Regions from separate parts of the Homo sapiens genome. Here region 1 is linked to region 2. A link is a loop called in an ENCODE intact Hi-C map of the cell type or tissue named here. Cell type or tissue: K562. All regions are shown on one strand. Each heading gives the region's core, and the rest is flanking DNA. Links, peaks and the distances in the headings are about the cores only.

Evidence for each region. Peaks named below come from ENCODE experiments on the same cell type or tissue, not always from the same donor. Only the 100,000 strongest peaks of a DNase experiment are listed, where the experiment ranks them.
Region 1: a loop joins it to region 2, with 2.9 times the contacts of the local background. A loop is called at or near these places in 8 of 110 quality-filtered maps.

The regions. Positions count from the first base shown.
Region 1 is chr9:69,742,649-69,750,986 of GRCh38, forward strand. PTAR1 (protein prenyltransferase alpha subunit repeat containing 1) reads right to left here. Exons shown (of 8, transcript NM_001099666.2): 2 at 8,133-8,302. Among named protein-coding and RNA genes, the nearest start is that of PTAR1, 13 kb to the right of the region's middle. In K562, for the core only: a CTCF peak has its summit at 3,249 (motif pointing right); no DNase peak of the experiment used is centred there.
Region 2 is chr9:69,817,283-69,825,620 of GRCh38, forward strand. CFAP95 (cilia and flagella associated protein 95) reads left to right here and starts at 3,535. Exons shown (of 6, transcript NM_001010940.3): 1 at 3,535-3,749. The coding sequence starts at 3,598. CFAP95-DT (CFAP95 divergent transcript) reads right to left here and starts at 3,457. Exons shown (of 2, transcript NR_038833.1): 1 at 3,368-3,457; 2 at 2,123-2,985. RefSeq lists a silencer at 3,451-3,510. In K562, for the core only: a CTCF peak has its summit at 5,032; a DNase peak (open chromatin) is centred at 3,409.

The DNA.
Region 1 (8,338 bases), core at 138-8,137, 75 kb before region 2:
CCAGATTGTCTTTAAAATAGACTGTATCTATTTATACTGGCAAAAGGAACATGAGTGTACTTATGTCCCTATAACTGACCTATATATATTTTTAAAAATGAATGTGACAGATAAAAAATTACAATTCATTTGTTTTAATTTACATTTGTTAATAGAAACATTTTCATTGTTTACTACATATAGTTCATCTTATGAACCAGCTATTCACATCCATTAGCTATTTATATTTATGACAGAATTCCTATACATTCAAATAAGCACCATAAGCCTCTATTTGAAAGAACAAAATTAGCAAAGTTTAGACATATTGTCTTTGTCTTACTAAAACTGAAAAGAATTTTAGGATTAAGGTTATCTATCTAGGGGCACAGTACTAAATTAAGGCAACCCTACCAAGCTCTTATTAAATGTCATGTAATAAAACAATACAAATAATTATTACCATTTATTTAGCATTACTGTGTATGAGGCATGGCAGTAAGCACTTTATTTTATATTATTTCACTAAATTCTCATAATCACAATCCAAAATATTCTTATCCCACTTTTCAGATAGGGAAACTGAAATTCTGCAATTTAAGCAATTTGCCCGTAGTCACCCAATTAGCATGTGGCAAAGTCAACATCAAAATTGTTTCCAACAAGTCAATTATGCTGCAAACAAAATGTCTGCCTACAATAATTGGGACATTTTCAGTGTTTAAGTAAAATATAAACTTTTTAATATCTAAGAGCAAATACACATAAACACATCCAATAGTCATTTAAAAATATTCTAGCTAACAATAAAATCAATTATTTTATTCTATCTTAATAGGAGATTAACATTTATTTGGGGCCCATGATTTCATTACTAGTGAGCATATTGGAATATTCAATTCAAATGAGCAACAAACAGTAGGATCAGTACACATTTATTTTGACCTCCAAGTCATTACATACATTACAACACAATATGCCTATGAAGAATAATTAACCTCTTCATTTTTTTACTTTTAGTAGTTTTTGGCACTAACTTAATGTTTATCAAGAAAAATAAATATAATATTCTATGTCACTATTCATTTAATTCCACAAATATTCCAAGTATTGACTATGGACAAAGATTAAAGTAGGCCCTTAGGACTGAGTGATTGAATGTAATGATAAACAAGACCTAATTTTGCCTCTAGGTTATCTTCAAGTTGGAGAGACTATATAAACAAATAATTATATAAGGCAAAATAATTATGAAGTAGAAACATAAACCACATTTTGGGGCCCACCAAAGAAGCTGCAATTAATTCTTAGTGGAATTATACATGGAAGACTGTAAATAAATAAAGTGGTCACGGCACCACCTTACCATACTGGAAAAAGTATGAGCAAAGATAAAAATGCATGGAACTTCACACATAGTCTGCTCTCTAAGAGATTATGGATACCAGAGCATGACTACAACACAAGGTACTGGTAAAATGTACCAGGAAGTGAAACCTTCTGAAACCTGGTCTCAATCTCCTGATCAGCTTGGCCTTCCATTACTTTCCTTTACATGTTACATTCCACCTGAGTCAAACTCCACTGTCCTATGAACACACGTCCTACCCGCCTACCTTCTTTTCTCGGAACATAATTCAGATTTACCTGCTTGCTATTCTTTCTGGCTCATGTCTTCCCGTCTCCTAATATTTAACAAAAAAAAAGTTTAAAGGCTTTCCTAACCTACCTAGTTGGAAAAAAATCTTTCATCTCTGCTTTTTTTTTTTTTTCTCTGAGACGGAGGCTCACTTTGTAGTACAAGTTGGAGTGCAGTGGTACAATCTTGGCTCACTGCAACCTCTGCCTCCTAGGCTCAAGCGATTCTCATGCCTCAGCCTCCCCAGTAGCTGGGACTACAGGCGCGTGCTACCATGCCCAGATAATTTTTTGTATTTTAGTAGAGACGGTGTTTCACCATGTTGCCCAGGGTGGTCTTGAACTCCCGAGCTCAGGTGATCCACCCGCCTCAGTCTCCCAAAGTGCTGGCATTACAGGTGTGAGCCACTGCACCTGGCCTCATCTGTTTTATGCGTATCTTACTTTTGTTACTTACATAAATATTGTCCTCTTAACTGGACCACAAATTTTTTGCACGCAGGTCCTCTCTAATACATGTTCAAATTATTCATTCACTCAACAAATTTTGTAAGCATCTACAATAAGCCAGGTACTGAGCTGGCTGAAGATGAGTAAGCACAGTCCCTGGCCAAAAGCAGCTCCATGTCTGACCACAGCACAGAGGAGTGGTAAGAGGATAGGCCTTCCTTAAAGCCATACTACCTGGGTTTGAATCCCAGCTTCTCCACTTACTACCTACATAACCTAACCTCTTGGAACCTCAGTGAAACAAGGACTCACTCAGTGAAACCTCAGTGAAACATCAACCTCATGGTGTTGTGAGCAATGAAATTCATTCCATTTCTCCACAGCTTTTTGACACACAGTGAGTACAATTAAACGCCATCACTGACTGACAAAGAAATGAGTATTTTCAACATAAGTAAGGAAGTCTGGAATAATGAGGAGGTTGTTCCTTTAGTAAAACTGTCTAAATTTCCAAACTTGTAAAATACGCAGCAATAACAAAAAACCCCTTTGTAGTCAAGTAGTTACATGGAAAGGTTTGTAAATGATGGGAAAGCCTCTGGAATTTCTTTTGACATCTACAATTTTCTAAAAAGTGATTATTCTACCTAGGTAAATTAGCATAGTCCCTTGGAATCTCCCTTTCTACATTAAAGAAAATGTGTCTGACCAATGGTAGCTGCTATTTGTTTGTACTTCTAACACAATTTCCTTCCTCCCTCCATCACAAGTGAAGACAAGAAGTCCATCCTCCATGAGAGACTTCTGTACAGCAGCACAAGGCAAAAACTAACACAGCAAGTACTTAAGTCCCCGCTTTTCATTTTATGGTTATGTGAAGATACAGGAAGACTTATCAAAGTAACACTTCCTCTACTGGCAGGTCTCTCCCTAAGAGAGCAACAGCAGCTACTGGGTTCAGACAGAGCCCAGCTCCATCACTTACTGGGAATTCTTGGGCAAATCACTTAATCTCTCTAGGCCTTAATGTCCTTCTCGTATGTAAGATGGAGCTATCATGGGTATATTAGATGATTAAATCCTTGAAGTGTTAGTACAGTCTCTGACATACAGTAAGGACTGAATGGTAATTCCTGTTACAAAGCCTGTATTTTCTAGTCCAGTTCCACAAATGATATTGGGACTGGATGCCTCCAGAGGGAGCAAAAGATCCTCCTAAGCTGGCTAAGCAGTGACTGCTGAGCAGAGGGATACTTTTTGACTTTTAAGAATCTTCGAATTTAAAACATCAACAGCCTTGACCACCATCGGTGGTACCTAGTAACATATACAACCATAGGCCCTTCTCTTCTCCTCTTTCACAAACTGCTAAAACTTCCTCATTCAGGACTCAGGCTCAGACAAGACTTCCTTCAGTAAATATTCCAGTCTGATATAAGAAGCTAGGGGTAAAGTGCAATGACAGAAATGAGAAAGGACTAGGAGAAGAAACTAGATTAGAAGTATCAGACATAATTAAAGAATCTGATCCTCACAACAACCCTCTGAGGTCTTGATTAGTATTTCCTTCTTTTGGTGTGGAAATAGGAAGAAAGAGGTTAAGTAATTTGCTAAGTCATTGCTAAGTGACTTCAGTGTGCTGACAAGTTCAGTTTAAATCCAGGTCTGCTGTCCTGCAAAGCAGATGCTCTTTCACTCTACCACACTACAGGCAATAACTTTGCCTTCTGCAGGTCAGGACTGAACCAAAGACCTGAAAAAGAACATGTATAATCAACGGTTGTAACTATTTGACTCTCTCAATTTCATCAACAATACGCCATTTCCTCTGCAGTTTCACCCAAAAGACATGAGCTACTGAAATCTCCACAGTCTCTTGAAATTAAACAGGTCTCTCTCCAAACAACAGAACATATACCAGCAAATAAATGTTCCTTTGTTACACACACTACAATATATGACTAACCCATCATCACGCCACAGGGAGAAAAAGAAATCAGGGCACATTATACATAGAAAAGTAGCTAAATTTCAGCTATAACAAGGAGAAGATAAAAGGATGCTACAGAAGTTGGAGAAAAATCAATATGCTTTTCTTGCTGCACTGCATTCTAGAAATGGCCCAAGGCCAGTAGTCACCTGGTAATGGTCACTGGATTTGACAACTGTCTCTAACAGAGAAAGGTTTTCGTGCATCTAGAAATAAATTCAAGGCCAACTTAAATCAGTAATTCTTTTCCTCCAAAATACATTCAGGTTACCACAAGAAGTGAAGCTTGAGTTAAAGCTATATGGTAAACACCAGAGAGGCCTTGTTTATTATAGTACACAGTCACAGAATCAATAGCTAGACTAAGCTAAAAACTCTTGCTTACAAACTCTTGTTACTCGTTTGACAAATGTCTGTTGAACATGTAAAGGTTCTGAGTAAATAAAAATGATCCACAATCCCTTTTCCTAATAAACTCACATTCCAGCCAGGAAAAAGGTTGTTTAATCAGCTAAAATACAGTGTGACAAGTGATACTATTATGCAAGCCATCTGAGTAAAGGGCTTCCATAAAAGAGCAGGGAATAATTATTGCTTCCTGAAGCAGTCAAAAAGGCTTCACAGTGTTAAGTGTGTGTATGTGTATGCACGTGCATGTGCTGGCAACCACACTGATAATGCCAACATTAAGACATGAGCCTGGCCTCAGCAAAGGCATGGAAGTAAGGCAGTAGTACACACAGAGTCAAAGAATGGAAGAATGCTGCTTGTGGCTGTAATGAACATATGTATCAAATAGCTGCTAACATAAATGTTTCTAGGGTTCAAATGAACCTCAAAAAAGTAGCAAAGGAAATTTGACAAGAAGTATCAACTAACACTCTGCCGCAGTGTCTCAAGAGCTTGAAAAGGCTGTGATAAACTGGAACAGACATGCCCAGTTACGAAGAGTAGAGGCTGTATGTCCCAGCCAACTATTGCCAGGTAGAAAGTTGTATACTCAACCAAGCCTTATGATTTTTCAAGTGAAGACAGAAATCAGATTTATCCAACTAATAAAAAGCAATTTTTAAGACATTATACAAGCCACACCAAAATGTATCTAGATTAGCTTCAGCCTGTGTGCTAAGAATCTGCAACCTCTGATGCTGAATATAAACTGGAGGAAAAACTGGGGACAGACTGTGAAGGCCCTTGAATACCATGCTAAGGAGTTTCGACTCTACGTTGACCCTGTGGGTATCATGAAATAAGATGAGCATATAATGTATTTCAGAAAAGCGTGGTCAAACTGTTTTTAAGAAATGCTGTTCAAGCGTGTCTGAAATGACTGGCTACTGGCATAATGGACATGGGTCACAAAAGAGCCTGGAAAAGGGGTAGACTGGTTATGAGGTAATAACATTTGTCTGGATGAGAAATAATGAAGGCCTGGTCAGCCAAAGAAATGGAGAGCAGAAGACAGCTTTTAAAGAGAGAGCTCAGATATAGACTAAGTGGGGGCTGTGAAAAAGAGAGAGGAGCAAGAAAAGATGGCAGGAGGGCACTCCTGAAGAGTTGCACCAGAGAGCTCTGTCCAGAAAGAACTCCAATGCTGTGGTCTTCCCTCCTGCTTCTTATATCTGTTATGGATTTCTCAAACATCAGAATTACAGAATCAGTCCTCTCCCAAACCGAATGTATTACTATCACAGACTTAAAAAAAAAAAAATCAATCTCTAACTAACTAACTAAACAGGGATAATTCCTAAACATCTAAGGAATTCAGCAGGTTAATGAAAACAAGAATTCAGTTTGGTTAGGAAGAAAAAATCTATCCCAGGAGTAAAGGTCACCTTCAGTTACAGAATACATTTTTAGGTGGATGCCTAGGATTCTTGCATGATCGATCACACAGACAGACATTCAGAAACTGTCACTTAAATTGTCATCTTTCTTCACTTGGGTCTTCTTATAAATATATATTCTCTATAACAAATAATTTTAAAGGTGTAGCATTTTCATGAAATAACTGCTTTTTCCTAACATTTTTGACATGTTTTTCTTAGCAAGATTCACCTCTGTGCTCTAATTGCTTCAGTTCTTAGGTTTGGCAGAATACTCTTTTATTTTCAGATATCTTTTTCTGTCAAACCCAAAATTCACTTTCTTATATTTACTGATAATACAATATATAACCTGAGTAGTATGTGACACCATACTAAATTATGCTATCCACCCCCCTCAAAATAGTCAAATTAAAAACTGCTTCCATGGGGATGTAGGTTAGGATCAAATCAAAAGCTGCTTTTGTACACATGCACGGTTGCAGCTGAATTCAAAGTTTAGATGCCAGCTATTCATGTGAGTGAGCTTAACCATTTAATATTCCGCAAGGTTCCTTATGAGCCTACTAAAACTAAAACTATGTGGTAAGAAGACACAGCAAAGCCTGCAATAGTGTCCAGAAGGACAAAAACAGAGAAATGGAGAGGACTTGGAAGACCACAGAAAGGGTAGGTTGAGCTAACATACATAAATGGGCAACTATAGCCTCTCACTTTTTAAAATTCAGTTTCTTTTCTATAAGATAATCATTCTATCCCCTAACTAAAGTTAGTTATACATTGGTTCGATTATGCATTTCTGTGCACCAGAATATAAACAGTACAGCTTTGTTTGGCAAAAAATAACTTGATGGAGTCATATGGTGTTACTTTTTACCTCAGTGTTACTGAAAACTACAGCACGGTGATGGAATGCAGAATTAAAGAGGGTCTAACAACAGATAAACTTGCTTACCTTTAAGTTTATCCCTAAACCCATGCCTTAAAGTGTATGCCATAAATTTGGGCTATGGCTAAACTTAGGCACAGCCTTCTAATAAGAAAATATATAACAAAGGACTGAGTGAAACAGTCACACAGAAAATAGAAAACACTGCTCATTAAACCTTCAGAGTCCCTTTCTATGGTATAAAAAGGGAAAAGTGTTATTAACCAATTAATGACAGTATGTTACAGATAGTGCTGACAGAAATTCAAGGAAATCAGTATGTCATACATTAGGCAACACTCTTCTGTACATCTCTCGCCCCCAAAGAGATTATCACTCAACTGTAAGCTTCCTGAATAAAGGGACCATGTATTTATTCATCTTTTTATCCCCCACAGTACTCAGGACAGCATCTGGTATGAGTAGACCCTTGGTAATGGCTACCAAACTGGCAACTAAAATTCTCTAGGAAACAAAGTTCTTATTCAAAATCAGCCTCCAGGCATATTGAGCGCTTTTGAAGGTACTGCCGTACATGGGAAGGGGAAGAAGCTTTACAAAAACAGTAAAGGACATGGTCTTAAATTAGTCTTCTCCCAAAAAGTGAGACCTGAGGTGGGCATACAATGATAAACAGAATTTGTGCACATGGAGGCTTAATATGGCAGAACACCAAGAAAAGAGACCAGATGGAATGATTAGGGATTGTCTGATGCAGTAAAAAAAAAAACTGTCTGAGAGAAATGGAAGAAGTGAATGCCGGATAGTTTTGTTTTGCTCATTTCAGCACAGGAACAGGATACAAACGGCCAGAGCTCAACTGGAACTTGCAGTGGAATGGCACATCCATAAATCACTGGGCTGGTTCATAATATCACTACCACTATCATGCCTACATTATCTCATTTGGACTACTATGAAAATGAGTTTTGCTGCCTATAAAAATACTAAAGGATTAGAAACCAGAGACTGAGCCTATAGGGACTAGAGTCTTCTTCAGTGACATTCAGATTTTTTTTTTTCCTTCAAATGAAATCTTACCAATGACCCCAATACATAAACTGATAAAATCTGAACTGCTCTGGTTACAGGAGGTGCCCTGAAATTCTGCTTGAGGGCTTCTATATAATCACTGTGGTTGTAAAATTTGTCCAGGTGAGTAGAAACTACTCACTTGACAGAAAGGTTAGCACCCACCGAGACAGTGAACAGAAGAAGCAGAACTAGAATCCAGGAATGCTGACACTCAGAGAAGGGCTCTTCCTACTATATTCCATGTCGCTTCTAAAAACCAAATGAAGAAAATATGATTCATACTTACCATCTCTGTTCAGCCATTGCTTTCTTGTTCTGTACAAAAGGAGCTTGTTGTGGACATATGGTAAAAGGAACTTGACACACCAGCTCTCCACACCCAGTTTGTTTTCAACCAGGACTATGGGACTCCGGTTATACCTAGCTTCAGGACATGGGATCAGGCCAATTTCATCTCTTAATATGTAAAACATAAAAAAGAATTAAAAATAA
Region 2 (8,338 bases), core at 135-8,134:
GAATTGAGCACAGATCAAGACAGGAAGGGAAAGGAGATGGCAAAGAGGTTTGCCCCCACAGACGTTTGCATCTGGTTGGTTTACATCTGTTTTAGGTTTGCTGCCCTGTTCAGTTCTTGGCAATCTCTTCAGGAATCTGATAAAGCTAATAAGGAAATTTATTAGCATAAGCTCACTTCCTGAGTTGGCCTGCCTACACTTATCTTACAGAAAAGTCCCAATTCCTCCCCAACCTGAGCCCTAGTTTTCTCACCATAGGGATATTACAGCACGAAGGGATTAATATAAATAGAAGGCATTGCTTTAAGCTCTATACTTCAGTGGTTTGATAAAGTTTGAGGAAAACAGGGATAACTCAAGTATGTTGAGGATCAGTGATTTCACATTTAAAAAGTATAAAACTTACTTATAGTCTTGAAGAGAAAGGATTCTATAGGAATGCAAATTTATCGTTATCGCTGGTACCATATCCAAATTTCTTGCCTACATTTTTCTGATCCAGGCTATTAAATTTCATATTAAACTAGAATAAAAAAGATATTCATTAAAAAGAGCTTGTAAACAGATAAAGGTTGAAAACAGTGAGTATAGGAAACTCCACACAAAAAAACCCACCACATTTTAGGATATTTTTACAAATGATAAAGACAAAGTCAGGATGTAATAATACTAGCAGCAGAAGTTTAAATTTAAGTGAGGACTGAGCATCTATTAGGCACTGTTCTACCTGCTTTCAATGTATTTATTATCTTATGTAATTCTAATAAGAACCGTTGGCCGGGCGCAGTGGCTCACGCCTGTAATCCCAGCACTTTGGGAGGCCGAGATGGGCGGATCACGAGGTCAGGAGATCGAGACCATCCTGGCTAACACGGTGAAACCGCATCTCTACTAAAAAAATTCAAAAAATTAGCCGGGCGTGGTGGCGGGCGCCTGTAGTCCCAGCTAATCGGGAGGCTGAGGCAGGAGAATGGCGTGAACCTGGGAGGCGGAGCTTGTAGTGAGCTGAGATCGTGCCACTGCACCCCAGCCTGGGTGACAGAGTGAGACTCCATCTCAAAAAAAAAAAAAAACAAAACAAAAAAAAAACAAAAAAACCCTCTGCAATAAGTGCTGTTCTATTCCTATTTTATTGATAAAGAATCAAGAAACCAAAATTCTACAGTATGTATTGGTGTATACAAAGAGAATGGAATGCACATAAACTCGAGGATATCACAGAATTAGTATCCTAAATCCTAGGACAAGGATGTTGAAAAGTATTTAGTAGACACAGAAGACAATGAAGTTTATAAATTTGATACAAACAGGAAAGTGAGTATAACAAAAAGCATATTCACAAACTCTAATAGGTGGTTGGCTTGGCTTAAGGAACTCTAAAATAACCAGCTATGTTTGTTTTGCATGTTTTCTTAACTTATTGCTCCTTGGTGTGCTGAAAAGCTTTTAAATCTCTGTGGTACTTATGCACTGTGGAAAGAGCTTGGCCTTGGGCAGCTTCCATCTTTGAGAGAAATTGTCTGCAGAGATCTGACATATTGGTTTCACATATATTATGTTACCGCCACTCTAAACGTAAGTAAAATGAACACATGAACAGATGACAGCAATGATGATAATATTTTTGGAACAACAGCAATATTCTGTGCTTTGATTGGACAGAATTGAGCTTGACATGGATCATATTTCCCCTTTTAAAGTTAACTTATGTTTTTCTTTTCATTCTGCCTAGAAGAAAGCAGCTAAAATAGCAGTCAGCACTCTCCTAGCATTTGGCTGGTGATGGTGGACTGTTTATTTGGTTTTAAGAAATATATTTTAACTGTGGCTGTCAGTAAAATAGAGACCTTAGCATACCACAGGCACCCACACTATGAACCACAGACCACGGAAAAGCACTTAGTAGTTATATGTAATCAAATTTGTGCCATCTGATACAGAAGAGTGCCTCACTATTTATGGGAGCACTATAACACATCTTTTATAAACCGAGAATCTATTTGTAGTGTGAATGGTCTCTTACTCTGTTTTAAAGTTTGATTTTTTTGTGTAGATGTGGTCTTCCTCAAGTAAGACACTTTTGGAAAGTAAACCTAAGGTAATCAAACATAATGAACATTCATTCATTCATTCAACAATGAAGATATCTGTATTAAGGACTATGCTGGGTAAGTGATTGCAAGGAGGAAGTGCTTTAATGCCCCTCAGGTACTCGACTAAGGCCAGGGAGGAGAGAAGAATTCTGATGTGTTACATATTCTTTTCCTGCAAAGTCAAAAATGAAACAAACGTCTTTTCTTCTGTAACATATCTATCCAATAACTTCTTGAAGGCAATGTTTTCTTCTGTAACACAGCTATCCAATAACTTCAAAAGGCAATCTTTTTAAAATCTCCTTCCCACATATAACACACAGCACAAAAATGTGATGAATTTGTGTTGTCACGAAATATCAAAAATGTCAATGAGGAGAACTTGACAAGTCCCGGGGATCTGAATGCCCGGAGTCCTAAACTGTACCTAGAGTCTTGCAGCGTCATAGCCAGAAGGGACTTGCGATTCTTGTGCCCACTCCACTCTACGGTCCCGTTCCCTCTTTCGTTTTTCAGAGGAAGAAACTAGTGTTCAGAAAGGTAGGGGAAGGATCTGAAACTGGAGCTAGGCTTTTTGATCTTCAAACTTTTTAGGTGATTTGCTGGATGAGTCTGCTCCTCCTCTTTTGCAGGCAGGAAAGCTGTATAGAATGACAAACTTTGGGTTTCAGGGGATGTTCTCTCGTTCTCTTTTAGTTAAACTTATTATAAATAACTCGTAAGCAGAAGGTGTGGTGGCAATGGATGATGGACGGTAAAAAGAACTTCCCCAAAGGCTGGGCGCGGTGGCTCACGCCTGTAATCCCAGCAGTTTGGAAGACCGAGGCGGACGGATCACTTGAGTTCTGGAGTTCGAGACCAGCATGGCCAACATGGTGAAACCCTGTTTCTACTAAAAATACAAAAAATTAGCCGGGTGTGGTGGCGAGACCCTGTAATCCCAGCTACTTGGGAGGCTGAGGCAGGAGAATCGCTTGAACCTGGGAGGCGGAGGTTGCAGTGAGCCAAGATCGTGCCACTGCACTCCAGCCTGCCTGGGCGACAGAGTGAGACTCGGACACACACACACACACACACACACACACACACACACACACAAAAGAACTTCTCTAAAGACAGCCCGAACAGACCCACTCGGGGTTCAGGGAATTTGCTCTTCCCTTGGTCCTTAACTGACCTACCACTCCCCAATAACTGCGCTCAGCCACTCTTAGGATTTGGCGGGTGGACAGGCGAAACTGCGGATCCCAGGATGCAGTTCCCCCCTTCATCACCTGTGTAGCCCGGTCGCTACCCTCACTGCATTCTGGGAAATGTAGTTTCTTATCAGTAACGACAACGTCTAGGAAACGTTTGGCCGTCAGGTTGGAGGGATCCGCCCCTCCACTGGCCCCGCCCCAGGTTGCTTAGGAGATAAGAGACGCCGAATCTTGGTACTTACGTTCCTGCCGGGCAGGACAGGTGCATAGGGAACTCCTCAGAGGTCTGTACCTCGAGGGCTCCCATGGATAGCCTTGACAGATCCTGCCAGGACTGGTGCGACAGGAAGCAACACTGGTTGGAGATCGGACCACCGGACTTGGTGGAGCGCAAGGGCTCCCTGACCCTCCGCTCCCATCACAAGAAATACTCGAAGCCGGTGTTGGTGTATTCCTGGTGAGCGAAGTCCCCTCGCAAGTTCCCGGGTGCTGCGGGGAGGAAAGAGAGGGGAAAGGATGGAACAGGAAAGGAAAGGAGAGTCAGAGAGAGGGGACAGGAGTGGAGACGACAGAGGAAACGGAAAAAAGAATGAGAAAAGTGGGGGAGAAATGTAGAGAAAGAAGGAAATGAGAAGAAAGGTGAGAAAAAGATGAGACGAGAGAGGAATGGGAAGGAGGAAAAGAGAGAAAAGAAAGAAAAGGGAAAGAAATATTTTCAAAGGAGAAATAGAGAGAGTGGGAGAGAGGGTTGGAGCAGAGAGGAGGAAATAGGAGAGCCTTTCAGGGGCAGCTCCCAGCCACACACTGGGCCACGCAGCAGCCAAATCCCCGCCACCTGAGGTTTTAGCTCATTCACACAGAGCGGGTGTGTATAAATAGGGGGTGAAAAGGGGGTGCTGTCAGAGGCCTGGAAATCACATTTCTGACACAGGCACTTACTCATAAAAGGAATTAGAGGCCAGGGGCACAGCAGGAGGGAGATGCCTATTTAGAGGACCAGCCTCCAGGGCTGCCACTTCCTGGGGGTAGGGTGTACATGGAGTGATTTGAACGAGGCCCCTCATATTTTCTAGGCTACATACAAGAACTTTTCTGGCCAGAGACTGCAAACTGGCATCTCCCACTGGTTAAGGCCAACAGACATTGTTTGGCATGAGCTCTGTTTACTTTTTTTTTTTTTCATTTTAATTAGTTGGCCACATTTAAAACTAGGAGATTCACAGTAAATCCAGGGTTGTATCTTTGAAAATTTGAAAGTCTTGGCCAGAGAGGATTTTATTTCTCTGGGGAACTATGAATGTACCAGAGCTGAGCACTGGCTACACCTTAAGATGGGTGTTGTTCTGTCTTTAGGAACTTCCCTCGTGTAAGTTCTTGCTTGGCCCCAAGAAGCATTTGGTTTACTTCTTGTGCTTTAGAACTTGACCTGGAAATTCACTTTCTCTTATTAAATATCACAGTGACCAATAGCAACACTGTGATGTATAACTGGAAGAAAAGTGGAAACTTTTAGGACTTTTCAAATTCTTTCCCTTGAATTAACTTTCCTGGCTCTGCTGTTGATAGTAATTACATTTGGAGTGGTTGGAATATTTGGGAGGGGCGTGAAGAAAAAAAAGAAATGAAAAGAAGTCACAAATCTTGTCTACTTTATGTTTTTGCTTTTGAAAGAAATGAGTGATTTTGACTCTAGCCCTAAGGCTAAGCCCGACTTCATCCCATTCATTCATGTAATATATGCGACCCCTGCAGTTTCTGTCTTGCAAACTTTCTAAAGCCTATTCCCTGCTTTCCAACAAGTTTACCTTTCTGCTTTTACTTCTCAACCCTGAAACTGTCTCTCTTCCTCCTTTGAACTCAGTATGAGAAGTTATACAGATTTGGAATCCAAAACTACACTGGGAAACAGAACATCCTCTTTTAGCCTCATATAGGGCTTACCTCATAGCTCTCAAGCAAAACACTTAGCTCTTCTGTGACTCTGTTACCCCACAGAGATTTGAGTCATACCATAAATCACCACTAGAAGTTATTGTTAAAGAGAAAGACTTTTTGCAAAGGGACAGTGCTTCTGCTCTCTGCTGCACCACTATTACTTTGAAAATTGCATTGTGAAAGTTACAGACATCAATAGCAAAACCACAGAAGAACACAAATGAGAAGAAGGTGAGGAACCTGGTGAGGAGAGAAGGATAGTGGAACGCTGTAAGTCATTCCAGCCGCTGCTGAAAATATAGCGGGACCTCATGCGTTGGTTTTAGAAGGAAGGCTGGGGAACAGGAAGACTTAAATTCAACCCAACATACATTTGTGTGTCATGCACTTTGCTACATGTTGGGGACATAGAGGTAGAGAAACAGATTCAATGAGATAAATTTTATAAAGCATTTAGCATCATTCTAGGAAAATCATAAGTTGTCAATAATATAGGGTAGCTGTATGAGTACATTTTCATACAGCTATAAATAAATACTGGAGACTGGGTAATTTATAAAGGAAAGAGGTTTAATTGACTTACAGTTCAGCAGGTCTTGGGAGGCCTCAGGAAACTTACAACCATGGTGGAAGGCAAAGGCAAAGCAAGCACCTTCTTCACAAGGCAGCAGGAGAGAGAAGGGTGAAGGAGGAACTTCGAAACGCTGATAAAACCATCAAATCTTTTGAGAACTCACTCACTATCATGATAGCATGGGGACAACTGCTCTCATGATCCAATCACCTACCTCCCTTGACACATGGGGACTACAGGTCCCTCCCGATGTGGGGATTACAAATCAAGATGAGATTTGGGTGGGGACACAGAGTCAAACCGTATCAGTAGCTAACACTATTGATTTAGCATAGCATAATGGTTAAAACTCGGGCTCTAGGTTTGAAAACTAACTCTCTTGCTGTGTGTTGCGGCAAGTGACTTGACTGCTCTGGGCCTGTTTCTGCAACTGTAAAATGGGGATGATAGGATTATTATAAGATTACATGAGGTATGATATGTAAAACACCCTTTAACACATGGCCTGCCACATATTAAGAACAGTAGAAGTTAGTTTCGCTCACGTGCATTTGAAGAGACCACCAAACAGGCTCTGTGTGAGCAACAAGGCTGTTTATTTCACCTGGGTGCAGGCGGGCTGAGTCTGAAAAGAGAGTCAGTGAAGGGAGATAAGGGTGGGGCCGTTTTATAGGATTTGGATAGATAAAGGAAAATTACAGTCAAATGGGATTTGTTCTCTGGCGGGCAGGAGTGGGGGTCACAAGATGCTCAGTGGTGGAGCTTTTTGAGCCAGGATGAGCCAGGAGAAGGAATTTCACAAGATAATCTCATCAGTTAAGGCAGGAACAGGCCATTTTCACTTCTTTTGTGGTGGAATGTCATCAGTTAAGGCAGGAACTGGCCATCTAGATGTGTACGTGCAGGTCACCGGCGATATGATGGCTTAGTTTGGGCTCAGAGGCCTGACAGTTAGTTATATGTATTAGGACATGGCCATTGACCTCAAGGAGCTCCATAGGGCAGAAAAGGAGAATAATATCAATAAATTCAGTATCATCTGATTTTTGCAAAAAAGAAATGATTATAAGAAGCAGAGGTAATGGTGTGGTGGGGAGGTTGGTTCCTGAGCAGGGTTTTGAACTAAGGATAGGGACAAAAAAGAACAGGCAAGTGCAGTGGAATAGTAAAGAACAGCCCCACAGGAAACAGAATTCTTTTTCAATAGTTGACAAATACAGTTGATCCTTATTATTTCCGGATTCTGTGTTTGTAAATTCACCCACTTGCTACGATTTATTTGTAAGTCAAAATTAATACTTGATGCACTTTTGTGGTCATTTGTAGACATTCTCAGAGCGGAAAAAAGGCAAAAAAATTTGAGTTGCCCTACGTGCATGTTCCCAACTGAGGTCAAACAAAGCAAGCAACGCTCTGCCTTTTTGTTTCAGCTCTCATACTGTAAACAAGTATCCTTTTCATGTTCTATTTAATGCTTTTTTTTTTTTTTGCATTTCGTGCTTTTTGTTTGCTATATGGTAAAATGGCCCCTAAGCATCATGCTAAGCACAAGAAGACTGTGACACACCTTACAGAGGAAATGCATGCATTAGAAAGCTTCATTCAGGTTTAAATTATAGTGTAGTTGGCAGTGATTTCAATGTTAATGAATCAACAATACACGTTATGTAAGGTGTTTTTAAACTGAAACACACATAATACAAGGTTATGTCTTGACTGACAAAAATATTGTGACCAGAGGCTCACAGAAACCTAACCTTGTATTTCTGTATTTGCTAATTGAGTGTTTGAGGCAAGTTTATAGAATATAAAGATAGCAAGAATTGACTGTGAAATGTGAGAAGCACTAGCATTTTCTGTGCTGACTGTATTGCTGGCATACTTGTTCTTCCGTATCCAACCAGTCACCAAGATTTGTCCTACAAAGCTGAATAAAATTCAGGTTGTGTAAAATTCTAAATTGAATGATGTCATTGACTTATTTTTATGCATTTTGGTCATAATTGTTAGCTTTCTATTGATTTGTTTTATGATAGATTAAATTTTTATTAAATTTTAATATCTTTTATTAGTGATTTCTTATTTAATTGATGAACACTTAATATCTATAAACACACCATTAGCATGGCTTCTCAACAGAGTATTTAATCAGTTAAGTGACTGTACATATAGGTACAAAATAAAATCTGTATCTGGGAGAAATTCTGACTTTCCTCTGATAACACAGTTCAAACATTTAGATATTTTTTCCTGTGTTTCTCTTTATCTGGCATGTGATACAGAGCTATTTGACCTCATTACTCATATTAAAATCCGTTGTGTATAATAGACGTGATAAAGTAATATCTCCAAAATCCTTTTTAGGGGATACCTTTGGTTCGTTACTAGGATAAAACATTGCCAAAGAGCCACCTCTTCCTTGCAACTGAAGTGGTCGATAGAGCCATATCACCCTTATCACACCTTGATGCTTCTGAGCCAGAGATGCCTTTTCTAGGAATTATTTTACCCCACTTATTCCTGTAGCATTTATGGAG